Linked DNA regions of Homo sapiens: region 1 is linked to region 2. A link is a loop called in an ENCODE intact Hi-C map of the cell type or tissue named here. Cell type or tissue: mammary epithelial cell. All regions are shown on one strand. Links, peaks and the distances in the headings refer to the core of each region. The heading gives the core; the rest is flanking DNA.

Region 1 (6,986 bases), core at 1,987-6,986, 250 kb after region 2:
GGGAAAACAATAATAATTAATTAATTAATTAAATGAAAAGGAATGATGATAAGGGAGAAGATATGATATAGCACATTCATGCACTGCTGGTGGATTATAAATAGGGATAAACTTTACTTTTAAGGCAATGTGTGTACAAAAAAACAACTTTTTCATAGTATTTGGGTCAATAATTCCATATCTAGGGATCTACTCTAAAGAAATAATGCAAAATTGGGGTATTAGTTGCAAATATTTAATAATACTATGTGTAAGAGTGAAGAATTTTAAATTACCTACTAAGCATCATGGGAGTTACATTGTAAGACTAACGGGGCTTATTAAAGAAGTACTATTGGCTGAGCGTGGTGGCTCACGCCTGTAATCCCAGCACTTTGGGAGGCCGAGGCAGGCAGATCACGAGGTCAGAAGTTTGAGACCAGCCTGGCCAGCATGGTGAAACCTCGTCTCTACTAAAAATACAAAAATAAGGCGGGCATGGTGGCGGGTGCCTGTAGTCTCAGCTACTCGAGAGGTTGAGACAGGAGAATCTCTTGAACCCGGGAGGTGGAGGTTGCAGTGAGCTGAGGTCGCACCACTGCACTCCAGCCTGGGCGACAGAGCAAGACTCCATCTCAAAAAAAAAAAAGAAGTACTGTTATGACCCTCTGATATTTGTTGAAGGAAAGAAATTTTAAATTCCATTAAAATTAAAATGACACTTACTTAGTAAATTGCTTATGAATTTACACTTAAGTGAAAAAGCCAGATACAAAAATTATGTGATGCAACTATATTTTTAAATACTTAAGAGAAACACAAAGAAAATATGATTCCTGTGTTAACAGTGTTTGCTCTTTGGTTGTCAGGTTATAGGTGATTTTTTAAATTTTGCTTTAAAAAATACTTTTTTGTATTTTTGTATGTTCTAGGAAGAATAAATCCCCCTTTGTGATTTGATAGGAAGGAGGAGGAATTTGCCAGATAATGGTAGAATTTTTGAAATACAGAGAAGGTTAAGCAGTGAAATTGACAACAGCCTAGGAGCTGAGTGAACCCATCCGCCATTGACAACCAGGATAGTCTGAGGTAGGGCACCCAACTTTTGCCAGGAGATAGAAAACGCTTTAGAAAGTATTAATAAGGGTAGTGGGGAGTAGGGAGGAAGGGGGATGGTTAATGGGTACAAAAAAAAATAGCTAGAAAGAATGAATAATCAACCCAATGAGAGAACAAAAAGAAAAAAAAAGGAAAAGAAAGAGTAAGAACTAGTACTGATAGCACAACAGGGTGACTATAGTAATAATTTAATTGTACGTTTAAAAATAACTAAAAGTATAATTGAATCATTTGTAACACAAAGGATAAATGCTTGATGTGATGAATACTCCATTTACCCTGATGTCATTATTATGCATTGCATGCCTATATCAAAATATCTCCTGTATCCCATAAATATATATACCTATGTACCCATAAAAATTAAAAAACAATGTTTAAGTATAAACTGCTGAATAAAAGTAAGGTATGACAACTAAGTTATTATGATTGAATACCTAAAATATTTTTAATGACTGTATAAATGGAGGGTTTTACTTCTGGTTTTTTTTTTTGAGACAGGGTCTCACTCAGTTGCCCAGGCTGGAGTGCAGTGGTGCAATCATGGCTCACTGCAGCCTCAACCTCCTATGGCTCAAATGATCCTCGCACCTCAGCCTCCTGAGTAGTTGGGACTACAGGCACGTGCCACCATGCCTGGCTAATTTTTGTATTTTTTGTAGAGATGGGGCTTCACCATGTTGTCCAGGCTGGCCTCAAGCAATCCACCCATCTCGGCCTCCCAAAGTGCTAGGATTATAGGTGTGACTCACCATGCCTGGCCAGGTTTTACTTTTATTTCCTTTTTCTTTTCTTCTTCTTTTCTTTTTTCTCTCTCTCTCTTTCTCTCTCTCTTTTCTTTTCTTTCTTTTGACAGGGTCTCACTCTGTCACCCAGGCTGGAGTGCAGTGGCGTGACCCTAGCTCACCATAGCCTTGACCTCCCGGGTTCAAGCCATCCTCCTGCCTCAGCCTGCCAAGTAGCTGGGACAACAGGGGTGTGCCATCACGTCCAGCTAATTTTTGTATTTTCAGTAGAGACAGGGTTTTGCCATGTTGCCCAGGCTGGTCTCGAACTCCTGAGCTCAAGTGATCCACCCGCCTCAGCCTCCCAAAGTGCTGGGATTACAGGAGTGAACCACCATGCCTGGCCAACTTTTATTATTTGCTACGACAATTAAAATGAACAAGGAGAGAAAAGCAAGAAATTTCCTAGCTCTCTTGGGAATTAATAAATGAGCTATCAGAGAATTTTTGTGACTCGCCACTTCTCTGACATTTCAGATGACAGGCTTGAGCACTTAGGGCAAAGACTTATTGTCCATCAGTCCCCTTAAATAGGTAGTCCACCTAGATCATAGAAACCAGACAGATAGTTGTAACATTCGGGTTGTGATGGGATGTTTTAACTATTACTTGGATCTATCATGGTTCTAGAAATTTAAAGGCACAAAATCATCAGCTATAACTTCGAATGAAGGAAACTATCAAAAACAATGAATTCTACTAAGAAAACATTTCTTCTTTAAAATGTTTGGAGTACTTTTTGTAAATCAAGTTGGTTTTCAACTATAATGATTATTTTCTAGAGAGTGAAAAGGAAGTTTAAGAGGTTATGCACCATGATTTAGATCAGAACGCCGTCATAGGGAAGACTTTAATCAGCTTTGCTGCCTCCTTTCAGTCTAGGGTTATATCTGTAGCTTCCACAGGGGCAGGGATTTCCATTCTTGCCATATGTAAATGATGCCCCAGGGAGGCATTATGGAAAAGATCATGCTCCTTTGGGGTTGTTCACTGTGACTGTGGCCAAAGGATTCTTTCCAGTTACCTACCCAGATGGAATTTGGGGCAGCTTAGCAGCCTGGGCACTGAGATGATAAAGTATAAAATACTGAGTTTCTATGTGTCGATGTGATTTCAGCTTTGCTCCTCATTTTTGATTATGCAATTAATCACAACCATGACTGTCTGAGCCTAGTGCTCCAAGGGCAGATACTTTCTTATTATTTTAGTCCTAAATACTTTATCCAATTTAAAAGGAATCCATGGTGTAAATCTTTAGCCCAGAAAAATCAACATTCACTCTGCCAACAAACTGGTACATCGAATAACTAATAACTGAGTTTTGAATTTTATGATATTGCAGGAGTTCGACCAAGATGGTGACTGCAGTCATTCCACACTGGTTAATGAAGAAGAAGATCCCAGTGGTGGTAGACAGGACTGGCAACCCAGGACAGAAGGTACTGGGCTTTACTCCTTGATGTGTTTACAAAGATAACATTATCATATGGGCTTCTCTCCAATTTCAGAAGGGCTTATTGTAGAAGTTTGAACAACATACACTGGAGCCTATCAGAGGGTAGAGGGAGTGGAGGAGGGAGAGGATCAGGAAAAATAATTAATGGGTACTAGGCTTAATACCTGGGTGATAAAATAATTTGTACAACAAACCCCATGATACATGTTTACCTATGGAACAAACCTGCACTTGTACCCCTGAGCTTAACTCTTGCAATAAAAGTTAAAAAAATTATAATAAATAAGTTTGAAAACACAGAAAAAGCCCAAAGGAGAAGAAAAACCACTCACAATACTACCTTTTGGTCCATATCTGAATCAGTGGGTCTAGGCAGCTTGACTGGCCAGAATAGGCAAATGCTCTCTGGCTCTTTTATTCCACCTCACTCCAGCTCAGCCGACCCATTCCCTGTCCATTTCTTTTTGTCTGATAACATCCTTTCCCCAATTTCTTCCTCTCAGAATCTTCCAGCGGCTTCAGTGATCGGTTCCCTTCCGGAACCACACGTGTCTCCATGAGCCGTTGTCCCTGAGGGGAAGGTGGGGGAGTGTACGAGACCTGAAAGTCCCCAAGTCTCGGTCTTTTATTTACAAGGCCATAAGTCTGGAATCTTCCAGAACACCACCCATTTCAAACATGTTATCCTGTCACACCGTAAGTGCCCTTGCACTTAACAGACCACAAGGTATTTGCAGATTCTCGCCTCAGAGCATAGTTGCCACGGCTATCCCATTTGTCTGTCATCTATTCATCCATAACCTTCTTAAAGTAAATGTTTATTTGAACTGCTGCAATTTCTCCCGGGCAATCTTCTGGCTTCTATTTCTAGCACTCCAGGGAAGCCGCCCTCTTTGATGCCCGTGTTTCTCATCCCTTCGCACCTCTCAGAAGGCTGCAGCTCTCCCGAGTAGCGTCTCCTCCGGGAGGTGGTGCGATGCTGCCCTCTCCTGGGCAGCCGCCTGCCTTTCTCACGCCCACTGGGAATCTTCCCTCCCCAGGCTGAGGGCCGAGAGTAATTTAGTAACCATTAAAATTATGAAAACCATTAAGCCTGAAAGAGCTAACAGAAAGAAAATAAACCCCGAAACCCTTCAGAACGGTCCTTGCAGTCCTCCTTCGACTTTCATAGACTTCAAAGCCAAGCTCTTAGAAGCCTAATGGTGTCCCAAGCACCTTCCAGGAGGTTAAATATTTCATTTATTCTGCTCCATATGGAGATAACTCACCATTTGGGATGTTAGTCATTCTTTTAAACTTGATTTGCAATATTTTCAGTTTTCATATGGGAGCCATAATACTTATGAGGCATCTCCACTAAGTTATTTCAGTTTTAAGCTTTTAACAACTTGAGTTACACATTTGGAAGAAGCAATTCTCTTCCTGATAAAATTGCATCTCACAGTTGATAGAGACTTCAGTTGAGCTAGCTACTCTTTCTAATCAGAAATTCTGAAATAAAAGTGTTTTAGATATTATTGTCCATTATATTCATTTTAAATATCGGTTTAAATCTCTTTAAATGGACCGGGCACTGTGGCTCACGCCTGTAATCCCAGCACTTTGGGAGGCCAAGGTGGGCGGATCACCTGAGGTCAGGAGTTCAAGACCAGCCTGGACAACATGGTGAAACCCCGTCTCTACTAAAAATACAAAATTAGCCGGGTGTGGTGGTGCGCACCTGTAATCCCAGCTACTCGGGAGGCTGAGGCAGAAGAATCGTTTGAACCCGGGAGGCGGAGGTTGCAGTGAGCTGAGATTGTACCATTGCACTCCAACCTGGGTGACAGAGTGAGGCTCCGTCTCAAAACAAACAAACAAACAAACAAACAAACACTATTTTCTCAGAACATAACAGACACAAATCTTATAGACTAGAAATTGAGCCTACAAATTTACTGTTTTCATGAGTGAACAAGAGAGCCTATTCCCTAAAACTAATGGGCTTAAAAATATTTTAATTCAGTATAAATTCATCAGGATTTGTAGTTGCAGGTATACAAGAACCTACTCTTGGTTGGGTTAAAAAGGAAGGGAATTTTGAAAGATATTAGGAAGTTCATATACCATTGAAAAACCAGAGGAGAGGAACTTTCTTAGTCCACTCATGCTGCCAAAACAAAATACCATAGACTGGGGGGCTTAAATAGCAGACATTTATTTTCTCACAGTTCTTAAGAATGGGAAGTCCAAGATCAAGATTCTAGCAGGGATGGGTTTCTGGTGAGGGCTCTCTTCCTGGTTGCAGATGGCTGGTCTGTCCCCACGTGGTCTTTCCTCTGTGCACACAGAGGCAGAGCACAAGTGAGTGAGCTCTCTTCTTAGAAGGACACAAATCCAGCTGGATCGGGGCCCCACCCTTGACACCTCATGTAACCTTCGTTTCTTCCTTAGAGGCCCCATCTCCAAATAAGCCACACTTGGGGGTTAGGGCTTCAACATATTAATGTGCGGTGGGGGACACAAACATTCAGAACATCCAGTCCATAACAGGAAGGCCCCAGGTTGGATTGTCAGGAAGGATTCCCATAACTGCATTTCAAAACTGGCTGCTACTGACCCTCAAATCATGCCACGTCTGCCATAACCAGAGAGCCGCTCCCACTATCAATGTAAGAACCCCCTCCCTCTGCTGGTACCCACATCAGCACACAGCATGCCTGCACCTTATCTTTTTTCATGTAACTCACATGCATCAGTCTCTGAAGTAAGCTTTCTGAATCTAGCAGCGCAGGAAGCCGGAAATACAGCTGTTTTTTTTTTTTAAAGTCTGTGTTGAGCTTCACAATTTAGGAAATCATCAAAATGTGAAGATGGCATCAAAATATTTTGAACCTCCATGCTCGCAATCCAGACAGATATGCACATCCATTGAAATAGAACAAGGACCTCATTGATATATGCTCCTATTATGTACCCACGGAAATTTAACAAATAAAATAAAATAAAATAAAATAAAATAAGGAGACCAAACAGGAAAGTAAGGCTTTTCTGGAGAAAATAATTTTTCTTTATTGAAATCAGTTAAGCTGGGCCTGATTTTAAGTTTTTGTTTTAATAATGGTTTTGACACTAACAACAACAAATTAATGATCATTTTTCTGACTGGTTATGAATGTCATTTTCACCTCTTCTATAAAGAAAATATATTCGTGGCTATGTTGAAATGTTGTCTTTTAATTTCTCTCTATGGTAATATTTTCTGATAGCGTTAATTTACCCTCATTATGTGAAAAATGCACTTGCTAAGAGCAAGTGTTTTGTCTTTACCTGTGACAATGCATCCTCTTCCCTGGCCTACTGGGTAGCTTGAGAGGCCTTATCCACAGCAACGTCAGCAACTCACAGTATTCAAGAGGCAGAACAAAGAGAACATCTGTATGTTTCTAGTGGATTTCAGAATCAATATTCTGTAATCTTTTTTCCAATTTAGGACCAACAATTAGGACGGTGGCCATTAGCTCTTAACAATATCTTAAAAGGCAGGTATTTCTTACATGTGCTTGTTATATCTTTGTTTCTTGGTTTGAAAAAGAAGTCAGCTGATGAACAGACTTTGAAGCACATTACATTTGTTTGAAAACATTCTGGGTTTATTAATTCTTGAC
Region 2 (16,411 bases), core at 6,254-11,253:
GAGATTCTGAGAACTTGTGCCTTAGATGGTTGGGCTACAGCTTGGTTTTATGCAAGGTGGGGTGGAGGGAGGCATTGGTTCCAGATCATAGGTGGATTCAAAGATTTTCTGATTGGCAGTTGGTTGAAAGAGTTTATCTGAAGACTTGGAATACCTGGGTTAAGATAAGGAGTTGTGGAGACCAAGGTTCTTCTTAGGCAGGTAAAGCATCCAGGTAGCAGGCTTCAGACAGAATAGATTGTAAATGTTTCTTATTAGACTCTTTTTTTTTTTTTTAAGAGATGGAGTCTTGCTCTATCGCCCAGGCTGGAGTATGGTGGCGTGATCTCAGCTCACTGCAATCTCTGCCTCCTGGGTTCAAGCGATTCTCCTGCCTCAGCCTCCTGAGTAGCTGGGACTACAGGCGCCCGCCACCACGCCCAGCTGGTTTTTGTATTTTTAGTAGAGATGGGGTTTTACCTTATTGGCCAGGCTGGTCTCGAACTCCTGACCTTGTGATCCGCCCACCTCAGCCTCCCAAAGTGCTGGGATTACAGGCATGAGCCACCGCTCCTGGCCTCTTATTAGACTTTAAAAGGTGCCAGACTCCTTAGTTAATTCTTTCCTGGATCAGGATAAAGACCTGGAATGGAAGGGGGATTCTCTACAGAATGTAAATTTTTCCCACAAAAGACAGCTCTGCAGAGCCATTTCATACAAAAGAAATATGTTAGGGAGTAAAAGGTTTCAATTTGTTTTAGGGCCTGCTATCTGTCATGTTGGCATCTTGTTGCTACAAAGAGTCTGTTTTGTCAGCCTTAAGATCTCTATTTTAATGTTAATGCTGGTCAGCTTTTTTGAGACAGAGTCTCACTGTGTCACACAGGAGTGCGGTGGCAGGATCTCAGCTCACTGCAACCTCCGCCTCCTGAGTTCAAGGGATTCTTCTGCCTTACCCTCCCAAGGAGCTGGGATCACAGGCGCCTGCCACCACGCCCGGCTAATTTTTCTATTTTTAGTAGAGATGGGATTTCACCATGTTGGGCAGGCTGGTCTCAAACTCCTGACCTCAGGTGATCGCCCCCCTTGGCCTCCCAAAGTACTGGGATTACAGGCATGAGCCACTGCACCTGGCGTGTTTCAGGTTTACTTTAGAATGCTCTTGGCCAAGAGGAGGAATCCATTAAGTTGGTTGGGAGGCTTATAATTTTATTTTTGGTTTACAAAGATAATTATATTACTAAAGCCCATGATATGTTGGAACAGTAAGATTTTCTTAGTGGGTAGCTTATGATTTAAATGCAAAATCAAGTTACTTAGTGAATTTCAGCTGTGAGGTGAACTGCTCAAAAATTCATTTACTTTTTCCTCTTGTAGGCTCAAGTTACAGGGAGCACACTGAACGGTAGGAAAGAAAAAATTCAGGCTGAGGAAGGTGATAAGGAAAAATGGGATTTCCTGCAGTTTGCTGAAGCTTGGACTCCAAATGACAGTTCTGAAGAGTTAAGGAAGGAAGCTTTGTTCACTCACGTAAGATTATATGCCTTACTCTTTTCTATTTTTTTTAGTATCCTGAAACTATAACTTTGTATGTATGGTTTTAAATAGCAACTCTCAATTATTTATGGTGTTGAAAGGAGACTTCACATAAAGCTGGAAACCCTCTTAGAGCCAAAAATTAATATTGTTTTCCAACAGTTTTAGTACTTACTGTTCAGCTCCTCGGATAAACAAACTGAATAAAATTCAGAGTTCAAAAGAAAATATAGGAGGCTATCTTTATGACACTGAGAATAGGGAAAGGTATATTAAATGTGCCTTAAAATGTGCAAATAGTAAAGAAAAAGATTCAGATATTTGAGTATATCGAAATCACAGGTTTTGTTATACAAAATGTCCTGTATATAAATCACAGACTCAGTAAAGATATTTGCATTACAATGTCCAAAGTATATGAAGAATTTATACAACTCAATTAGTAAAGCATAAACAAGTCAACAGAAAAATAGGCAAAGAGCTGGGCATGGTGGCTCACACCTGTAATTGCAGCACTTTGGGGGGCTGAGGCAGGCGGATCACCTGAGGTCAGGAGTTTGAGACCAGCCTAGTCAACATCGTGAAACCCTGTCTCTACTAAAAATACAAAAATTAGCTGGGTGTGTTGGTGTCTGCCTGTAATCCCAGCTACTCAAGAGGCTGAGGCACAAGAATCGCTTGAACCACCTGAAGGCAGAGGTTCCCGTGAGCTGAGATTGCATTGCTGCACTCCAGGCTGGGCGATAGAGTGAGACTGTGTCTCTGTCTCAGAAAAAAAAAAAAAAAATAGGCAAAGAATATGAGCATCAGAGGACACCTGAATAGCCAATAAACATGAAAAGAAGCTCTACCTCACTAAAATAAGGCAAATTGTAAAGATAATTTTCCCCTTTACTATTTATTAGTAAGTAAGTAGCGGTATAACACTTTCAAAGCATGTGACCCCCCGTTCCCAAAACTTTTTACTGAGTGTTTTTAGCGTTCATTAATGATATTTGCATGAATCACCTTTGAAATGGTTTTTCTTTTCTTTTCTTTTCTTTTTTTTTTTTTTTTTGAGACAGAGTCTTGCACTATTGCCCTGGCTGGGTGCAATGGCATGATCTCAGCTGGCTGCAACCTCTGTCTCCCGGGTTCAAGCGATTCTCCTGCCTCAGTCTCCCGAATAGGTGAGATTACAGGTGCCCACCACCATGCCTGACTAATTTTTTGTATTTTTAGTAGAGACAGGGTTTCACTATGTTGGCCAGGCTGGTCTCGAACTCCTGACCTTGTGATCTGCCCACCTCGGCCTTCCAAAGTGCTGGGATTACAGGCTTGAGCCACCGCGCCCGGCCTGAAATGGTTTTTCTAATTCCATCATTGCTTCTATATTTATTAGTTGGCATTTTTCTGTAAAGAAGACATTTACCTCCCCACTTTAAAAAAATACCACTATGGACCAGGCGTGGTGGCTCACAGACCTGTAATCCAGCACTTTGGGAAGCTGAGGTGGGTGGATCAGTTGAGGTCAGGAGTTCGAGATCAGCCTGGCCAACACGGTGAAACCCCGTTTCTACTAAAAAAATACAAAAAAAAAAAAAAATTAGCCGGGCGTCATGGCACATGCCTGTAATCCCAGCTACTTGGGAGGCTGAGGCAGGAGAATCACTTAAACCCAGGAACTGGAAGTTTTGGTGAGCCGAGATCACGCCACTGCACTCCAGCCTGGGTGACAGAGTGAGACTCTGTCTAAAAAAAAAAAAAATTACTATGAACTTAGGGGTTTCAATTATTATTATTTAATGTGTTATAATCCTTTACCTTTTTTTCTTTTTAAACTTAGATCTGGCTAATGAAAGCTCCTTTAAACTGGCTCCTTTTTAAAAAAACACATCCTTATAATTCTCTGAGTGCTTCCTTGCTTTCTGGCACACAATATATAACAGGTTCACCTAAATTTTTTTGCTCCAGACTTGGAATTGGCCATTTCTTTAAGGAGCACTTACTCCCTTTACTGTGGAGTGATATTTAGAAATTAGGATTTTTGTTGTTGTTGTTCCTCTGGGCTATCGTTGCTTCTAGGCTCTTTTCAATATACAGAATATATTCTCACACATATGTAAGGATACATGCACAAATATCTTTACTGCGTCATTTTTTAGAATGCAAAAAAATGGAAACAACCAAAATGCCCATCAATAGAAGAATGGATATGTAGATTGTCATATCTTATAAAATGCTATTTAGAAGTTAAAGTGAATGAGTTATATTTATATGTATCAACAGGATGAGATCTTGAAAACACAAAGTTGCTTTAAAAACACATAGCACACACAGTATATTCTATATTTATGAGTACATATATATAGTAAAACATAAACACACATTGGAAGAATACATATCAAATTTATAAAATTGGTTACCTCTGGGAGAGAAGAATGGATATGGGGAAGAATAAAAATGTGATAGCAACTTCAGCAAAAATGTTTTTATTTCTTTTATTTTATAAAAAGATCAGAAGTACAATATTAATATTTGTAAATTTTGAATGGTGGATATATAGATTTTTGTTATATTCACTATACATTTCTATATGTAAAATCCCCCAGTCTCACCTCTAACAAATGCTATATGTAAAATCCCCCAGTCTCACCTTATAACAGATTATTTATAAATTTAATAAGAAATAATATATTAGAGAAATTTGTAATTTATAATGTCTGCTGTTTCCTAGCCTTTTTTTTTTTTAATTCTTATTTTTTTAAAAGACAGGCTCTCTGCCTATCACCCAGGTTGGAGTCCAGTGGCATGATTATAGCTCACTGCAGCTTCAAAGTCCTGGACTCAGGAGATTCTCCCATCTCAGCCTGCTGAGTAGCTAGGACCACAGGCATGTGCTACCATTTCTGGCTAATTTTTTATGTTTCATAGAGACAGAGTCTCACTACGTGGCTCAGGCTGGTCTCAAACTTCTGGCCTCAAGCAATCCTCCCACCTCTGCCTCCCAAAGCACAGAGATTAGAAGCATGAACCGCCACCACTCTTGGCCTTCTAGTCTTTTTGAGGTAATATGGTGTCAAAGTTATAGAGAGTTTAATTTTAATTTTTCAAAGAACTGATCAGAAATTATAGGAATAAAATTAATATTTACATTTTTCTGATAATACAAAATTAAAAATTTAATGTGAAGTTTAATTGCATAAAAATACATTATTTTATGTAGAATTGTATTAAATTTTTAATTATCTTATTTGGAGGTCTAGTACAATTTTTTTCTAGAATATTAGAATGTAATTCCGTCAAATATTGCTAAAAATTAGATTATTTGTAAGATTTTCTTTTAATTTAAAAAAGAGTTTTCTTTGTTTTTTTTTTTTTTTTTTTTTGGAGATGGAGTCTCACTCTGTCGCCAGGCTGGAGTGCAGTGGCACAATCTTGGCTCACTGCAACCTCCACCTCCTAGGTTCAAGCAATGCTCCTGCCTCAGCCTCCCAAGTAGCTGAGACAACAGGCACACGCCACCACGCCTGGCTAATTTTTTGTATTTTATTAAAGACGGGGTTTCACCCTGTTGCCCAGGCTGGTCTCCAGCTCCTGAGCTCAGGCAATCTGCCCACCTCAGCCTCCCAAAATGCTAGGATTACAGGTATGAGCTACTGTGCCCAGCCAAGGTTTCTTTCAACAATGCTTATTATATTATATTCTGGTCTACAATAAAGTCAATAGAAATCCTAGCTATTTTAAAAATATATAAATAAATCTATGATTTGTAGCTGTTCTTTCTCTAAAATTTCCTATCAAACTGTGTTTACAAGTTCATTTCTAAGCTAGATATTAAGAATTTGAAATAAATCTTCCTACATATGTGTATGTTTATTGTTTTCAAAAGTTTATCTGAAGAAAAATATATATTTGTATACACAATTTTAAAAAATCACCCATACCAAATTTTACTTTCTTGAGTTAGGTATGTGTCTTTCATAGTTTAGTGTTGTCTTATAGATTTTCCAATACTTGTCTTTATACAGACGCAGTTTGATGTAAATTGGAATCTTAGAATGTAGGGATCTTTTGTTGGTTTTGGTTAGTTTTGCTTTGTTGGTATTTGCTTATTTATTGTATGGCCAACAAGTGAAGTGTGCTTTGATTGACTTTAGGTGGGTGTGCCCTCTCACCACTCTGTCTATACCCTCCCAGCTTCATGCAGTTTAAGAAATGTTCAATTTGTTGGCAGGTACTAAGGAAATTTAGTCTACTGATTAACTTATTTTTCTTCTGAACATTGCCAGAATTTCAGCATTTCCAACGGGAATTTTCCTATGAATTTGATTTATTTTTTATCCATTTACAAAGCCTTTTAAAGGACATTTCCAGCATCTCCATTTTTAGAAAACTTTCAACTTTCAATTAAACTTTCCTAGATTAACCAAACTTGCCATTTGACATCAAAAACTTCTTTGACTCAAAAATTTTTATCAGTTCTAATTGGATGGTTTTTAACAGCTTGTGGATATTTCAGTATATTATTGAATATTATATATTCAAGTATATATATACTACATATATAGTATATAATATATATATCAAGTGTATATATAGAATAAAAATACAAAAATACAAAATCTTTATATATAGTATACAATATATATGTCAAGTGTATATATAGTATATATTATATATATCAAATATACTTGAATATATATAGTATATATATAGAATATATAGTATATATATACTATAAACTTGAATATATATAGTATATAGAATATATATAGTTTGTATATACTATATATATTCAAGTATACTTGATATATATACTTGAATATATAATAGTCAATAATATATTCAAGTATATATATAAATATGTTCAAGTATATATAAATTCAAGTATATATAGTACATATATAGTACATATAGTATAGTATATATAGTACATATATACTATATATACTTGAATATATATATACTTGAATATATATTATTCAAGTATTTGAATAATACCTTAAATGAAACTAATCCACACAAATGTATGAGTCACAATTCTTTACCCATGCTAGATGTATTTACATTTTTTAAGAAATTACAGTATTTATTAACCCAAATGAAACTCAAATTGAAGTCCAACTCAAGTGAAAAGAAAAAATTCCACCACCACAAGGAAAGATACTTTTGCACAGCCCAGTTGGCTGTCCCATAAGTAAGCAGTCTTGCCTTGGAGTCCATCACCAGGGTCACTGCCTAAGATGTGGTCAGTCCAATTTCCACTGCTTCTTCCTTTCTTCTACATCTGAATGTGTCTGACTTCTAAGTACTATTTTGGCTTTGAGGTGTTTTGATTTCTCTACAGTGGCTTCCATTGAGTGATAATGTAGGTCATCTCCAGGCAGGAGAATGGTATAGATAATATTAGTGTATGTTATTTCTAAGCAACGAAAGGCTGTTTCTGAATAAAGCAAGCTGAGTGGAGTGTTCAAATAGGGAGCCTCCTTCTCTCTCTGGTTTTCATTTTGCTGCCTTCATCTAACAAGTATCTCTTCCTCTAGCTCTAGCTGTGGGAAATTGGGGCCCTTCCCTTAACCTCTTTAGGGCCTTTTCTTTTCCTCTTTTGCTCCTTTCTCCAATAATCAGCAACATTATTTATCTAGCCATTTGAGTCACTAGATTACTAGATGGCGTCTAAGCCCCCTTTCATCCATTATATATAAACTATAAAGTATCCTAAGAGAATCTTGGTGCATAAATGATTCATAGGTGAGCCAAAAAAAAAAAGGACTCTAATTTAGTATGGGTAATGAGTCCTGCTTGTGGTTAGGACATGTCTGCTTTCTGGCTGGGTGCAGTGGCTCACGCCTGTAATCCCAGCACTTTGAGAGGCCGAGGCGGGCGGATCAGCTGAGGTCGAGAGTTCAAGACCAGCCTGACCAATATGGAGAAACCCCATCTCTACTAAAAATACAAAATTAGCCGGGCGTGGTGGCACATGCCTGTAATCCCAGCTACTCAGGAGGCTGAGGCAGGAGAATCGCTTGAACCCGGGAGGCGGAGGTTGTGCTGAGCTGAAATTGATTGCATCTTTGCACTCCAGCCTGGGCAACAACAGCGAAACTCCATCTCAAAAAATAAATAAATAAAAATATGTAGAATGGTTGCTTGTCTGCTGCAAAAGATTGTATGTAGTTAGGAGAGCTCTTTAGCATTATTATGAAATTTTAAAATATGCCCTCAGGCCAGAGCGGTGGCTCTTGCCTGTAATCCAAGCACTTTGAGAGGCTGAGTCTCCATTGAGCCCAGATGTTTGAGACCTGCCTGGGCAACATGGCTAGACCTTGTCTCATTAAAAAAAAATAAAAATAAGAAAATTAGCTGGGCATGGTGGTACACACGTGTAGTCCCAGCCACTTGGGAGTCTGAGGTGGGAGGATTGCTTGAGCTCAGGAGGATGATTGCACCACTGTACTCCAGCCTGGGCAACAGAGTGAGACCCTGTCTCAAAAACAAACAAAAACGAAACAAAGTTCTCAAAATTCAAAAAGAAAACACGTTTTTAAATTAAATGCCAACATTGTATGAAATGTTTGCTTTGTTGTGGTAAAAAGTGCAAGTTAAAAATGTCTCGTATATACAAAAAATAAACTTTTTTTCCTGCATATTGTCCAGTTGAATACATGGTAACAGCAAAAAGAAAGTTGACCACAGGAGCTGTGGCACTTGTGAAATCTAAATCCCTCTTGTCCAAAATCTCTTCTTTCTGAATATGGTAAAGAACTGGTTTCTTGGGGCAGCACATCTTAAATGAGAATATTTATTTAATATATATTTTAGGAATTCAAAGCACTTTGTAATTATTATGTAATTAGTCTGCATAATAGCCTAATTGATAAGGACATGAGGGCAGCCTCATTGTTACAGATAGAGACATACAAATGTCTATGTCGTAGTGTTGTAGGAAAACCCGGGTTCTTGTCACACGACCAAGATAATTTAGGCATGCGGATACATTGTAGGGTGAGAAGGGCAGCATTTATTGTGTGAAAAGAAATAAAAGGGAAACAGGGACTCTCAGCAAAGGTGAGAGTCCTGCTAGCAGGCTTTGCGCTTCACAGATTGAATCCCCTTTTACCACCCAGGAACAGGAGAGGGCAGGCTCCTCCTTCCTGCAATGGGTGCTAACTCCCCAAGGCTCCACCACATCCTCCCAATGCACAGGCAGGTTGGAGATTCTCCAGGGAGCCCTTTTTACTTCACTGTCTCAATAGCTTACATAACATTATGTTATTATTAGACATTTGTCTTATTTACTTTTATGACTTTTAATACACTCAATAATAATGACTAACATCTATTGAGTTGTTATTTCTTGCAGCCACTGTGCTAAGCCCTTAACATTCAGGATCTTTCTTTAAAAAAAAAACTTACTTAAATAAAGATGGGATCTCACCATGTTGTCCAGGCTGGTCTTGAACTCCTAGGCTCAAGCAGTCCTCCCACTTCAGCCTCCCAAAGTGTTGGGATTACAAGCATGAGCTACCACTCCAGGCTCATGATCTTATTTAACCTTCAGAGCAACATCATGAGGAAGATACTATTAACTTGCCCCACTAAATCTGAGAAAGGTTACATAATCTGCCCGAGGTCATACAGCCAATAAGTGGCACAGCTGGGGCAGAAAGTGCCAGGCCTTTCTGCTTCAAGGTCTGTTCTCATAACTTTGCCAATCCATACTAGGTGCATTAGAGTTAGCATATCATGGGCCTTCAATAAATGTATGTGGAATGAATACAACATTGAAAAACTTCAATTTGGTTTAGCCAAGTTTCTGGGATGTGAGCCACATACAGGACATTCAAAGATCATTCATTATATAAACATCTATTAAGATTATATGAAATACAAGTCAAAACCACAATGAGATTATCACATCACACCCACTAGGATGACTAAAATAAAAAAGACAAGTATTGGCAATGATGTAGAGAAATTAGAAGACTCATATATTGTTGATTGGAATGTAAAATGATGCAACCATTTTGTAAAACCATCTGGGAGTTCCTCAACATGTTAGACATAAAGTCACCATATGACCCAGCAATCGTACATCCAAGAGAATTGAGAACACCTGTCCACACAAAAACTTGGACATGGACATTATGGCAGCATGATTCATAGTAGCCAAAAAAAGTTAGACCAAAAAAAGTTATAAATTGATGAATGGGTAAACAAAGTGTGGTTAATCTATATGTTACCAGAAAGGGGTCTCGATCCAGACCTCAAGAGAAGGTTATTGGATCTCATGCAAGAAGGAATTTGGGGTGAGTCTACAAAGTAAAGTGAAATGACATTTATTAGAGAAGTAAAGAAACTAAAGAATGGCTACTCTATAGGCAGAGCAGTGGCATGGGCTGCTTGACTGAGTATGCTTATGGTTATTCCTTGATTATATGTGAAACAAGGGGTAGATTAGTCATGAGTTTTCCAGGGTTGCAAGTTCCTGGAACTGAAGGTTCCTCCCCTTTTTAGACCATATAGGGTAACTTCCAGATGTTTCCATGGCATTTGTAAACTCTTTTGGTGCTGGTGGGAATATCTTTTAGCATGTGAATGCATTATAATTAGCATATAATGAGCTGTGAGGATGACCAGAGGTCTCTTTCATTACCATCTTGGTTTTGGTGGGTCTTGGCTGGCTTCTTTATTGCATGCTGTTATATCAGTAGGGTCTTTGGGACCTGTGTGTTGTGAAACCAGTCCTGCCAAGCTCCTGTCTCATCCTATGACTAAGAATGCCTAACATCCTTGAAATGCAGCCCAGCAGGTCTTGGCCTCATTTTACCCTGCCCCTGTTCAAGATGGAGTTGCTCTGGTTCAAATGCCTCTGACACATGCAGTGGAATATTATTTGGCCTTAAAAAGGATACATGCACTGGGCCTGGTGGCTCACGCCTATAATCCCAGCACTTTGGGAGACTGAGGCGGGTGGGTCACCTGAGGTTGGGAGTTCGAGGCCAGCCTGACCAACATGGAGAAACCCCATCTCTACTAAAAATACAAAATTAGCTGGGCCTGGTGGCTTGCGCCTATAATCCCAGCTACTCGGGAGGCTGAGACAGGAGAATTGTCTATACCCGGGAGGCAGAGGTTGCAGTGAGCTGAGATTGTACCACTGCACTCTAGCCTGGGCAACAGAGTGAGACTCTGTCTCAAAAACAAACAAACAAAAAAAAGATACATGCTACACCATGGATGAACCCTGAAAATTTGCTAAGTGAAAGAAGCAGGACATAAAGGCCACTTCTTGTATGGCTCTTTTTATTCAGATTAGCCAGAATAGGCAAATCCATAGAGACACAAAATAGACTAGTACTTGCTAAGAGATTCAAGGAGAGGATGGGCAGTGACTGCTGTCAAAGAACAAAATTTAGCCTGGACAACATGGCAAAACCCTGTTTTTATAAAAAATACAAAAATCAGGTGGGCATGGTGGCACATGCCTGTAGTCCCAGCTACTCAGGAGGCTGAGGTGAGAGGATCACCTGAGCCCAGGGCGGTCGAGTCTGTAGTGAGCCGTGATTTCTCCACTGCACTCCAGCCTGGGTGACAAAGTAAGACCCTGCCTCAAAAAAAAAAAAAAAAAAATTTTAATGAGTTGACCTTTAAATATCTGATTGGGTTTTTTTTGTTTGAGGAGGGTTGTTTTTGTTTTTAAGAGACAGACTCTCACTCTATTGCCCAGGATTGTTCAGTGGAGAGGTCATAGTTCACTGCAGCCTCGAAATCCTGGTCCAGTGATCCCCCTGCCTCAGCCTCCCAAGTAGCCAGGACTATCATCATGCCACCATGCCAGGTTAATTTTTTATTTTTTGTAGAGATGGGGGTCTCCTTATGTTGCTCAGGCTGGTCTCAAATTCCTCAGCTCAAGCAGTCCTCTTGCCTCAACCTTACAAACTGTTGGGATTACAGGCGTTAGCCACTGCACCTGGCCCTGATTTGTTTTTATTAGCAAGTCATGAATTGGGCAGCATCCTGTTTATGAACTAGAATGATGCTTCACTAAGCTGAGCAGAGCAGAGTGGGTGAGTTTTATAGGCAGAAAAGGAGAAACAAGGAACAGAAAAGGAAGCAGAAACAAGGAAGGAAAAGCAGATTAATAGTTTCAAAATTATTTTCTTTGTAGGGGTAAAGCAGAGAGAACTTCCTCATCATGCTGGTTCAGGTTGACTGGGCCCCTTTTGATTGCCATGAATCCCTGGGGGCTGTGTGTGTGTGTGTGTGTCTGTGTGTGTGTGTGTGTTGTTTTGTTTTGTTTTTCTAAACTGGCCTGTTTTTAAGTTCAGTTTGATTAAGTGGCACCTAGCATGTGTTACTCCATCCTGGTTTGGTCTGGTCTTTTGGGTCCTAGTGTAGGAGCTGAGACTAAAACAATGGCTTCACATACATTTTATTTAACATTGCCTAATGAGTATAGGGTTTCTTTCTGAGGGTAATGAAAATGTTCTACGGCCGGATGCGGTGGCTCACACCTGTAATCCCAGCACTTTGGGAGGCCGAGGCAGGCAGATCACCAGGTCAGGATTTCAAGACCAGCCTGGCCAACATGGTGAACTCCCATCTCTACTAAAAATACAAAAAAATTAGCTAGGTGTGGCGGTGTGTGCCTGTAGTCCCAGCTGCTCGGGAGGCTGAGGCAGGAGAATGGTGTAAACCCGGGAGGTGGAGGTTGCAGTGAGCTGAGATCGCGCCACTGTACTCCAGCCTGGGCGACAGAGCAAGACTCTGTCTCAAAGAAAAAAAAAAGAAAATGTTCTACAATTAAACAGGGGTGATGGTTGCCAAAGTCTGAATATACTAAAATCATTGAATTGGACACTATAAAAGGGTGAATTTTATGGTATATGGATTATATCTCAATAAAGCTGTTTTTTGTTTTGTTTTTTTCAAGACTGAGTCTCACTCTGTTGCTCAGTCTGGAGTGCAGTAGTATGATCTTGGCTCACTGCAACCTCCGCCTCCCAGGTTCAAGTGATTCTCCCGCCTCAGCCTCCCAAGTAGCTGGGATTATAGGCGTGAGCCACGACACCTGGCCAAAGCTGTTTTTTTTTTAAAAGACTATATGCTAAATTTTGAGAATGCGAAGATAAGGAAAATAGCTAACTTTCTTTTGGGGCTTACTCTTTAGTTAGGAAAAAACAGTTGTAAACAAATCATTTTAATGCAATACGATAAATATGAAAATAGAGACATGTAAGCCAGGCTCTGGGAACACAGGACAGAATAAATAACTACCTGGAGCATTTGAGAAAGTTTCTGTTAGGAAATATCTGAGCTGGATTTTGAAGGATGAATTCAGAGGCAGTAGGTCCAATTTCAGGCAGAGGGAACACCAAAAGCATGCCTAAAAGCCCAGAGATATGAACAAATATTAATTGTTCTGAGAATGCAAAATCTACACAAATATGTGAGCTTAGGGCACATGAGAAGTGAGTTAAAGGAGAGGAAGCCTAAAACTTTAGCAGTAACCAGTTGGAGAGGAACTCACACTTGCCATGCCAAAAAGTGAGACCTGATTCTGGAAGTATGTAGTGTCATGAGATGTTTTTAAGCAGATAAATAACATGATCAGATATCTGTCTTCAAAAGATAGTCCTAATGGTAGTGTGAAAAACAAATGGAAGGGTGAAGAGACAGAAGTTCTTGGAGGCAGTGCTACTTGGGAATGGATTACAGTCATACACCACATAATAATGTTTTGGTCAACTACGATCACATATGCAATGGAAGTCTCATAAGGTTATAATGGAGCTGAAAAGTTCCTATCACCTGGTGAGGTTGTAGCCATAGTAACATGGTAGCACAATGTATTACCCTTTCTATGTTTAGATACACAAATGCTCACCATGTGATACAGTTACCTATAGTATTCAGTACTGTAACTGCTGTACAGGTTTATAGTCTAGGAGTAACAGGCTATACCAGGTAGTCTAGGTGTATAGTATGCTATACCATCTAGGTTTGTGAAGTACACTCTATGATGTTGGTACAACTGCAAAATCACCTAAAGATACATTTCTCGGAGTGTGTCTGTATCTCCGTTGTTAAGCAAAGCATAGTATAGTCTCCCATCTAGTTTCAGCCTATGGTGAAGGGATCTCTCTCTCTCTCTCCACTCCCTGTCCAGGCTTTCTCCCCCTGATTTTTAGAGCCTGAGAACTTGGTTGGGTCACAGTTCAAGGTAGGTGAGTTACTGTTCCCCCAGGAGGCATGCCTCTCCTTTGCTTTCTGCTTCCACTGTGAGCACAGCAAACAAGCCTGCGTTGGCAGGCCCTACCACCACCTCTGCCGCTAGATCTGTGCTGACAAGTTAGGAAGTCTACTTTTGACCTTGGGTTCTAGCTGGGTTCTTCAATATAGCTTTTACCAGAATTTTACTTTGGTACTATCAGGCACTTACAGGTCTACTAATAAAGCCAGTTCCTTTTTATTCATGAGGCTATTGGTATGTATAAAGCCCCTTTGTCAAGGATTCCTAGAGGGGATTTGAGGCACTATAACCACCCTGAATTCCTAATAGTGGTAGTGACAATAGAGAGGCAAAAAATGCCAGACATTTCAGCAGTAGAATCAATAAAATGAGACCTGAGTGGAATCCTATCTAATAGCAGCAGTGCAAAAAGAGTAGAAGGGATTGAAGCAGGCACTTAAGGAAAACACCACAGCCAACAGCATGCAGGTAGATAAGGAGAGGACAAATTGAAACAACAGAAAGAGATCTAATTTAGTCTAAAACTGGAGATTTCCATGCAGAGGACTTTATAGTTAATTTGGATGAGCAGTGAAGAGCCAAAAGATTGTGGTGGTAGAAGAGGAGCTGGCTTCAGGACAGAGGTGAAGGGTTCACTCAGGACATCTTGAGTTTGAGGTGTCTCTGAACCTCAGCTGTTGTCCAAGAGTCATTTGGAGCTCAGCCCTAGAGCTTAAAGAGAAATAATGGTACATAGGTACACACTAGACATAAGTGGATTAATTTAACCCCCTGAGTTACATTCTAATAATCTATATGTTATATGATATTTTGCTATAAATTCTCATTGTCCTTATTGGAAGAGACAGCCATTCCCAAAGGCATTTGCATATACTACTTTTGATGTCATGGGATTTTTTTCTACAAAATAATCTTTTTAATCTTTTCTTTATATTTTTTAACTTTTATTTTAGGTTTGGGGGCACATGGGAAGGTGACACATAGGTAAACATGTGTCACAGGGGTTTGTTGTACATATTATTTCATCACCCAGGTATTAAGCCCAGTACCCAATAGTTATCTTTTTTGCTCTTCTTCCTCATGCAACCTCCCCTCTCAAGTAGACCCTAGTATCTGTTGTTTCCTTTTTTGTGTTCATAAGTTCTTATTATTTAGCTCCCATTTTGTATTAGTCCATTTATGCTGCTGATAAAGACATACCTGAGACTGGGAAGAAAAAGAGGGTTTTTTTGTTTGTTTGTTTCTTTTGTTTTTTTGAGACGGAATCCTGCTCTGTCGCCAGGCTGGAGTGCAGTGGCACGATCCAGGCTCAATGCAGCCTCCGCCTCCTGGGTTCAAGCAATTCTCCTGCCTCAGCCTCCCGAGTAGCTGGGACTACAGGCACACACCACCACACCCAGCTAATTTTTGTATTTTTAGTAGAGACGAGGTTTCACCATGTTGGCCAGGCTGGCCTCAAACTCCTGACCTTGTGATCCACCCACCTCAGCCTCCCAAAGTGCTGGGATTACAGGTGTGAGCCACCATGCCCAGCGGAAAAAGAGGTTTAATTGGAATCACAGTTCCACATGGCTGAGAAGGCCTCAGAATCATGGCAGGAGGAGAAAGGCACTTCTTACATGTTGGCGGCAAGAGAAAATGAGAAGGAAGCAAAAGAGGAAACCCCTGATAAAACCATCGGGTCTCATGAGACTTATTCACTATCACAAGAATAGCGCAGGAAAGACTGGCCCCCATAATTCAATTACCTACCCTTGTGTCCCTCCCACAACACATGGGAATTCTGGGAGATACAATTCAAGTTGAGATTTGGGTGGGGACACAGCCAAACTATATCATTCCGCCCCTGGCCCCTCCAAATCTCATGTCCTTACATTTCAAAACCAATTATGCTTTCCCAAAAGTCCCCCAACATCTTAACTCATTTCAGCATTAACCCAGAAGTCCACAGTCCAAAGTCTCATCTGAGACAAGGCAAGTCCCTTCTGCCTATGAGCCTATAAAATCAAAAGCAAGCTAGTTACTTCCTAGATACAATGGGGGTACAGGTTAAATACAGCTATTCCAAATGGAAGAAATTGGCCAAAACAAAGGGGATACAGGGCCCATGCAAGTCTGAAATCGAGTGAGGCAGTCAAATTTTAAAGCTCCAAAATGATCTCCTTCAACTCCAGGTCTTACATCCAGGTAACACTGATGCAAAAGGTAGGTTCCCATGGTCTTGGGCAGTACTGCCCCTGTGGCATTGTAGGGTACAGCCTCCCTCACGGCTGCTTTCACAGGCTGGCATTGAGTGTCTATGGCTTTTCCAGGAGCATGGTACAGGCTGTCAGTGGATCTACCATTCTGGGGTCTGGAGGACAGGTGGCCCTCTTTTCACAGCTCCACTAGGCAGTGCCCTAGTAGGGACTCTGTGTGAGGACTCCAACCCCACATTTCCCTTCTGCACTGCCCTAGCAGAGGCTCTCCATGAGGGCCCCAACCCTGCAGCAAACTTGCCTAGGCATCCAGTCATTTCCATACATCTCCTGAAATCCAGGCGGAGGTTCCCAAACTTCAATTCTTGACTTCTGTGCACCCACAGGCTCAACACCACATGGAAGCTGCCAAGGCTTGGGGCTTCCACCCTCTGAAGCCACAGCCCAAGCTGTACGTCGG

The links. A loop is a pair of places that touch in the nucleus more often than their neighbours do. Peaks named below come from ENCODE experiments on the same cell type or tissue, not always from the same donor. Only the 100,000 strongest peaks of a DNase experiment are listed, where the experiment ranks them.
Region 1: a loop joins it to region 2, with 18 times the contacts of the local background. A loop is called at or near these places in 13 of 110 quality-filtered maps.

Annotation. Positions count from the first base shown.
Region 1 is chr2:135,001,771-135,008,756 of GRCh38, reverse strand. It overlaps MAP3K19 (mitogen-activated protein kinase kinase kinase 19), which reads left to right. Exons shown (of 13, transcript NM_025052.5): 6 at 3,226-3,322. Among named protein-coding and RNA genes, the nearest start is that of MAP3K19, 42 kb to the left of the region's middle. In mammary epithelial cell, for the core only: a CTCF peak has its summit at 4,329 (motif pointing left); a DNase peak (open chromatin) is centred at 4,306.
Region 2 is chr2:135,250,632-135,267,042 of GRCh38, reverse strand. It overlaps ZRANB3 (zinc finger RANBP2-type containing 3), which reads left to right. Exons shown (of 21, transcript NM_032143.4): 12 at 1,357-1,509. Among named protein-coding and RNA genes, the nearest start is that of SNORA40B, 120 kb to the right of the region's middle. In mammary epithelial cell, for the core only: a CTCF peak has its summit at 8,653 (motif pointing right); DNase peaks (open chromatin) are centred at 9,432, 9,992 and 10,282; H3K27ac peaks cover 1,660 bases.